3 separate regions of the Mus musculus genome follow, and all the other regions are linked to region 2. Evidence: chromatin loops called from intact Hi-C (ENCODE). Cell type or tissue: heart. All regions are shown on one strand.

Evidence for each region. Hi-C counts contacts between places; a loop is a spot of excess contacts. Peaks named below come from ENCODE experiments on the same cell type or tissue, not always from the same donor. Only the 100,000 strongest peaks of a DNase experiment are listed, where the experiment ranks them.
Region 1: a loop joins it to region 2, with 2.5 times the contacts of the local background. A loop is called at or near these places in 2 of 42 quality-filtered maps.
Region 3: it touches region 2 in a loop (2.5-fold over the local background); 4 of 42 quality-filtered maps call a loop at or near these places.

The regions. Positions count from the first base shown.
Region 1 is chr13:95,374,358-95,376,857 of GRCm38, reverse strand. Aggf1 (angiogenic factor with G patch and FHA domains 1) reads left to right here and starts at 1,501. Exons shown (of 14, transcript NM_025630.3): 1 at 1,501-2,012. The coding sequence starts at 1,800. In heart, no CTCF peak of the experiment used is centred here; a DNase peak (open chromatin) is centred at 1,497; H3K4me3 peaks cover 1,704 bases; H3K27ac peaks cover 1,487 bases.
Region 2 is chr13:95,666,490-95,668,989 of GRCm38, reverse strand. It overlaps Iqgap2 (IQ motif containing GTPase activating protein 2), which reads left to right. Exons shown (of 36, transcript NM_027711.1): 22 at 473-622. Among named protein-coding and RNA genes, the nearest start is that of Gm33074, 4.4 kb to the left of the region's middle. In heart, a CTCF peak has its summit at 1,505; no DNase peak of the experiment used is centred here; H3K27ac peaks cover 608 bases.
Region 3 is chr13:95,388,966-95,391,465 of GRCm38, reverse strand. No RefSeq gene overlaps it. Among named protein-coding and RNA genes, the nearest start is that of Aggf1, 15 kb to the right of the region's middle. In heart, a CTCF peak has its summit at 1,112 (motif pointing left); no DNase peak of the experiment used is centred here; H3K27me3 peaks cover 327 bases.

The DNA of each region.
Region 1 (2,500 bases), 290 kb after region 2:
GGCAACGGCACATGTGGCTTCCCACATGTTTATGTGTGTTTTGGTACTGGGTATCAAACCTAGGGTCTCACTTATGTTAACACAAGCTTTACTACTGAGCTAAACCCAAGCCTAACTCTTTGTTTCTTACTAAGATTGTTGCTATTCTTCAGGACAGCATATTGCTATGTTGCCTAGGCCAGACAAGAACCCAGGATCCTCCTGCCTCAGCTTTTCTTGCTCTGCAGCTCTGGCAGGCCAGGGACTTGCTCTGCCACAGGCTGTCAGTTCACCTGCCTCTGTCTTCTGAGTACTTGAATCACAGGCTTGTATCACCACATGTGACTCTGTACTTTTGAGTAAAGATTTTATTTAACCTTTGTAGCCGAACACTGGAAAAATTCACAAAATGAAAATAAATACTTCTCTTCAGTCTTTTAAAAAGCCCCATCGTATATATTCACTGTACACAGTACTGTGTCGCATAAGGGCATTTTCATACTTTTTTTACATTAAGTATATTCTTTCCTTTACCTTGGCCTCATTTCTCCCCCTTACTAATCTCTTCTCTTCCCCTACACAGTTGCTGTTACTCTCATGTCATAAAAATAATTATCTTTATCCTTATCTATTTATGCTATTAGCAGATCAGATAATATAGATAAATGATTTTATAAATCTATACAAAACCTAGGAACCATGTGTAAGAGAAAACACATGGTATTTGCTTTTCTGGAACTGGCTTAATTCCGTATCTCCAGATATATCTATTTGTAAATATAAACCATTTTGCTACAAATAACTTAATTTTATTTTAATTTATCGTTTAAAAATACATTGCGTATATATGCCATATCTTCCTTAATTCACAACACTGTTGTTAGTCACCTTGTCGGGTTTTGTAACTTAGCTATTATAATTAATATGCCAAGTCTCTCTGTGATATGTTGACTGGGAGTCAGGAGTGGCTTTGCTGGGTCACATACTGACTATGTATAAAAGTAAGGTTTTTTTATTCATATTTTTTTTTTTTTTAAAAAAAAGGCATCCTACAGAACCATCGCGATTATATGGTTGTTTTATGGTAACAGACTAAAGGAGAGCTCATAAGTAGTCCTCCAGTAACAGGAACGGGACAGATGATAGTGATGGTCTTGCAAAGCTATGTAAAGGACATGCTCTTAACAAAGCTATGTCGTGTGAATCCCTTTAGTCTGGGAAGAGAATTCAATGTTAAAGTTCCCATTATAAGGCGAACTTACAAAGTGCACTTCTAAGAATACTTGTACATTGGAAGAACCCTCGATTTTGAATGGGGAAACATTTCACCAATCGGACTCAAACTCCTACACTACAATACAAGGGAAACAATCGGAAGTAAAAACACAGGCCGTTGTTTGGGCACATAAACACCAATTTGTACCCAGCTCCTAGCCCCGTGTACCAGCGCGATCAGACCCTTCTAGCTTTCCGTCGCTTCCTTTTTCCGTCTTGGCTCCGCCCTCCTCCGGCTTAGCGTTTCCGGCTCAGCCCGGAACTAGAGGCTTCCGCTGGGTTCGCTTTAGTTCTCCCGTCCGCTGGCTTCCCGGAGACTGTCACCGGGCGGGTGTCCGCGCGGCCCGGGTAGAGTCGGCTTCGTCCCCAAGCTCGCAGTCCCGGCCGCCGTCTTCGGGGGCGACATGGCCGGGGCCCGCTGCGGTCGTCCGAGCGTGAGGCCGCCCCTCGCAGCCCGCGCGCTCCAGTGGCCCCTGGGCCAGTGGGCCCCGGTGTCGTCCTAAGCAGCCCGGTCCGCGCCCCGCGGGCTCGGCGCTCACGGCCGCATGGCCTCCGAGGCGCCCTCGCCGCCTTCGCCTTCTCCGCCGCCGCCCGCCTCTCCGGAGCCGGAGCTGGCGCAGCTCAGGCGGAAGGTGGAGAAGTTGGAGCGCGAGCTGCGGAGCTGCCGGAGGCAGGTGCGGGAGGTGGAGAAGCTGCTGCAGCACACGGAGCGACTCTACCGCAACGCCGAGAGCGACAACCAGGAGCTCCGCACGCAGGTACGCGGCTGCCGGGGCCAGACCTGCTCCACGGACCCTGGGAAGTCATGACAGCCCAGAGCTGGTCAAAATCCCAAAGACCTGTGGAGCCAGTTGGCCAGTGCCAGCCAATTGGTTTGGGCAGTTGTCTCAGGGCAGGCGAGAATGAACTTCAGCATGGGCTACATGGTCTTGATCGTCTGTCCTACTGGCAATGGGCGCATTTATTTGGGGGGGGGGGTCACGTTTAAGAGTTTTTTGTTATTTGTTTTGTTTGGTTGAGTTTTTAATTCTTATTTTGGTTGATACGAAATCTCCATTTGGGGCCTTGAACTTGCTGTGTAACAGAGGATGACCTTGAAGTTCAACTTTTGATCCATGTCAACACTTCCCAAGTGCTGAGGTTGTGGGCTTGCATTTTTCTCCACCGCCCCCCCCCTTCGCCCCCCAAACACACACATTTGGGATTCAATTGAGAATCTACGCAGGTCAGCCTGGCTTAGGTCTTA
Region 2 (2,500 bases):
TTTTTAATTGGGCTGGCTTACAGTTTCAGAGGTCCAGTCCATTTCATCATGGCAGAAAGCATGGCAGCATGCAGGCAGACGTGGTGCTGGAGGAGCCGAGAGTTCTACATCTTGATCCACTGGCAACAGAAAAATGTGTTCCACACTGGGCAGGGCTTGAGTATATGAGACCTCATTGCCCACTCCCACAGTGACACACTTCCTCCAGCAAGACTACACTGACTCCAAGAAGGCCACACCTCCTAATAGTGCCATTCCCTATGGGCCAAGCATTCAAACACTTGAGGTCTATGGGGGCCATCCTATTCAAACCCAAGGAGGTTGTGGGGGGGAGAGGCAGAGACAGAGACAGAATGTGTGTGTGTGTGTGTGTGTGTGTGTGTGTGTGTGTGTGTGTGTGTGTGTGTGTGTGTGTAGGAAAATGATAAAGTGTACCAAGGTAAAAATAACGATGTCATAAAATTCTTCACAGGATGTAATCTCACACAGAAAAAAGCTGAATAAGAAAAAAGGTGGTGAAATAGAAATACTGAATAACACTGACAACAAGGGAATTAAAAGCTTGAGTAAGGAGAGACGGAAAACACTGGAGACCTACCAGCAACTGTTCTACCTCCTCCAGGTGAGCGAGCTTCTCCTCCACTCTGGCTTGTGGATAAACAACAAGCTTCCCACTATGGATCCTCGCCCATGCTCCAGCCAACAGCTTAGTTACATGCTCTATGTGAACATCATAATAACAGCTTTGTATAACATTTATAATAATAGCTTAGGAAATGCTTTACTAAGTACTAACCGTTAACGTTAGGTGCTTTATGTAGAGTAACTCATTGAATTCTTGACCTAGCCCTGAGCATCAGGATAAGGAATGGCATTCTTCCCATACTGCAGATGAAAAACCTCAGACCCAACCAATAAACAGTAGGCAGCATGCAGGCAGTTAGCCTTCAGGCTCGCTCCCTTCACAACTGCACTGTACCTCAGTGATGTGCAGAAGCAACGTGAAGTTCATCATGATGACCTCAGCATGCCATTAAAGGTTTCATGTCAACCGATGACAAAACTAGTCACTAGAAAAGCAAATCTGTGCCAGGGACAGACCTCCTCCTTTGGGAGCCAGAGCCAGAGAGGTGGGACTATTTTGACGTCATTATTTTCATGGCATTATTTTCTGAGCCGAATGAGTCATAATTTGACATGGCATCCAGGGTACCGGATTATGGTTGGACTTTGATGGGCTGGCTATTGGTTTGTTCCCTGTTGACAATCTGATTACACACTGAGGGACCTGGGCAAGTACAAGCCATTAGCAGCAGACTCCACACCAGCAGGAAAACCACCCACCCTCAAAGAGGTGGGCCAGTAGTAGTTCATTGTGTGGCTCCAGGCCTGCAGGTGCCTGAACCTTTGTTGTTCCCTGGATCGGATACTTAGAAGAACTCACTGCATGCAAGAGCCCCACGGAAAGTACTAAATAACAGATTGGAGAATGACTTCAAATGGATATATGTGCCTCTGATGGCCACTATGTGGCAGCATAGGAGGAAAAATATCCGTGCTTTTACCTTTGCCTGTGCAATTCACTCCTGACCTGCAACCTTTCCCTAAAGGAAGAGCCCCTCCCCACTCCCCGCTCCCTGCTCCCCGCCCCCTGCCCCCCCCCCGCCCCCACCGCCACCTCCACTGTGGCCACCTTAAGCAGAGATGCTTTGCTTATCCAATTTAGAGTAGTGGTCAAGCCGTGGCTGAGTGTTTAAGTCGGAGGAACTCCTCAGCTGCTTGTAGTCCAGGCCTTTACCTCTCCTTGAGTCCAAGGCCAGTGATGAAATGGTAGGAAAGAAAATGGCCTGGATTCCTGTCGCCCTATGATCACACGTTAGTCGGGACTCTTCTCCACAGCTGTCCAGCCAGGAGAGGACGTGCTTAGGTCTGTGTCTCTAGCACGAGCTACACGGGGAAATAAATTCTTTTAAAACCATGATACCTACATTTAGTTATCAGTAGAAAAGAGGCTAGCAGTCTAGGAAAACATTGTCCTGGGCTGGAGAGATGGCTCAGTGGCCAAGAGCACTGCAGATGACCCAGGTTTGGCTCCCAGCATCCACTTGAGTTGGCGTCTGTAATTCTAGTTCTGGGGTATGTGTAACTCCAGTTCTGGGGTATCTGACACCCTCTCGTGGTCTCCAACACCTGCACATAAAGTGCACATGCAGGCAAGCAGACGCACACATTTAAAAAAAAAGTTTTTAAATTAAAAAGAAAATAGAGTCCAGGGTATTTTATGCACAGAACTTTATCCCAACACTCTGATCTCAAAACTAGAGTAGCAACAGAAACCAGGATCTGGTTTTTCTTGGAAACCTTCAGGCCACGCAGCTAGGGCATCCTGAGTGAGTCTTAGCTGCCAAGCATACTAACATTGACCATTGTCTTTTCTCACGAGCAGTGAGAAGAAGAGTGGCCCATCTTTCTGTGTGAATTCCTCTCTCTCTGTATACAC
Region 3 (2,500 bases), 280 kb after region 2:
TATCCTATAGCATCCTTGTAAGTGCGTGGCCAAGACCAATGGATGCTGTGTGAACCAGAAAGTGATGTCTCTGACTTGCGTTTCCTTTATTTTCAGGCTGATTATATGTTTCTGAGGATTTTAGAGAAAAGCATTAGTGTAGGTGTTTGTGATGAGACTCACAGCTTCATAATGACAGTCTGATGCGCTGTTTTCCCTGAATGCGACCATGATCTAGGCTGAGTTGCAGGCTGGTGACCCCGTGGCACGGTAGCTTTTATGTGAGGTCACTGGGAAGACAATGAATCTAAAACATTATCAAATGGGGCCAGGACCGTGTAGCCTATAGAGCAGTGGTTCTCAATCTGTGGGTCGTGACTCCTTTGGCAAAGCTCCATCTCTAAAACCATTTACATTACAGTCTACAACAGTAGCAAGTTACAAATATGAAGTATCAACAACAACAACAACAAAAAATCTATGGCTGGGGTGGGGGGAATCCCTGTATAAAGGGTAGTCGCAGCATTAGGAAGGCGAGAAGCACTGTTCTAGAGTGTAGTAGCCCTAGTAAGAAAACCATGGAAATGACTTACTTGGCTCTCCTCCTAGCATTCATCCTCCTACCATGAATAAAGTTTCCTGAGACTGCAGGGTGGAAAGGAACTTGTGGCTCTCTGTTGAACACTGGCTTACAACAAGTTTATAGGACGTCAAGACAGTGTGGACTGGCTGTTATGACTGTTATGTCTGGCTCAGTTGGTCGATTCTTTCTACCATGTGGTATCTAACTCTGGCCGCCAGGGTAAGCAGCAGGCGGGCACCTTTACCTGGTGAAACAGCCTTCTTTGTCTTCACTCTTTTGTGGGGTGCATTTCAGAACAGGGCCCTTCTTAGCGTTCTCTAGCGCTTCCTACAGCTTTACCACTGATAATAAATACGGAAACCACGGACGTTCCTTTCCTTGACTGTGTCACTGCGGTCACACAGTCAAGAATTTCTTCAGACCCTTAAAAGCATTTTTTTTTTCCTTAAAGGTAATACTGGATTTCTGAAAGCAAACAGACTGCAGTGCTGGGGGAATGCGGCTCAGGCTCCCAGAAGCACTTATGTTTGAGAAGCCTGCCACCTGCTGGACACGTGAGGAAGTAGCATGGCGGAGAACAAAGTTCTCCAAATGCTCCTTGTTGAAAATCTAAGGCAAGCAATGCCTCAACTGTCACCCCAGCTTTGGGGAGCAAAATGAATAAGTAAGACTTTGTGAAACGATTTCCATGGCAGTCTCGTATATTTCTAATATAGACAGATTTTGTTAACTTAAAAATTCGTGTGTGGGGGTGGGGAGTCTCGAAGTGTCGCTCAGTTGTTAGGGTGTTTGCCCAGTATGCACGGAGCCCTGGGTTTGAACCCCAGTACTGCATAAACCTACACGGTAGAACATACCTTCAATTTCAGTACTCGTGAGGTCGATGCATGAAGAGTAGAAGTTCAAATGGAGTGGGGGCAGGGGATCGAAAGTTCAAAGACGTTCTTGGATCCTTGGTTACATAAGGTCTACTAAGGCCAGCCTGGGACATGTGACACCTAGACTCAAAAACAAAACAAAACAAAACAAAACAAAACAAAACAAAACAAAACAACAAAACACCAAAGCAAAAAGCTTTAAGGACCCGAAGAGACACTGGCAAAAGCAATAATAATGATAAATACAGTGTGCAGTGTCCTGCTGTGTGCAGAACTCTTGATCTCTACTTTTTTGCAACACTCAGTACCACCCCAGGCATATTTTGTGCACCAGAACCTTCATGCTACAGAGTGCATCAAAGGAGGGGAGGGCTCTGCGACCCTCTCCTCACCCTCCAATCACTCTCAGCCCTGGAGTCACAGAGATAGGTATCATCATGGATACCTTTATCCCCACCAACTGCACGGCTGATAAGACGAGAGATAGTAGCCAAGTAGTGGTATCTGGAGTGGATTAATTCTGGAAAATTTGAAACTGACTTGAAAGACATAGGGACACACTAGTGACTTGACTGTCGGTTATTTGGTTCAGGAGACCGGGTGGAGCTTGGGATAAGGACAAAAAGAACACTCTGAATTTCATTAAAGCCAGAAACTTACAGCCTCGGGATGTGGAGAGCAAGTACCTCTCCTACGTTTGACACATATGAGTCATTTGAAATCAGTTTCTGTCTGAATTAGCTAGGTGCCTGGCACTGGACCAACAGAGTTTCCATGGAAAGGATGACAAAAGTTTTGCTGAGGTCATTTTTGATACACGATTGACCTGCTGATTGTGTCCCGTATTGTGTTCGGCTCTGGAGAGACAATTATAAAATAGGTCTCTGCTCCTCACGGTGTCTCCGTATGGAGTGAGACACTCGCGGTTAATATGTGAGATAACTTTAGAGAGTCGTGGAGCAAGAGGCCGTTCCCGTATGGGAACATTAGAGTCACTTCTAGACATTTCACACAAGGAGAGTGGGTTAAATCCATACTATGGGGAAGAGAGGGGATGGGA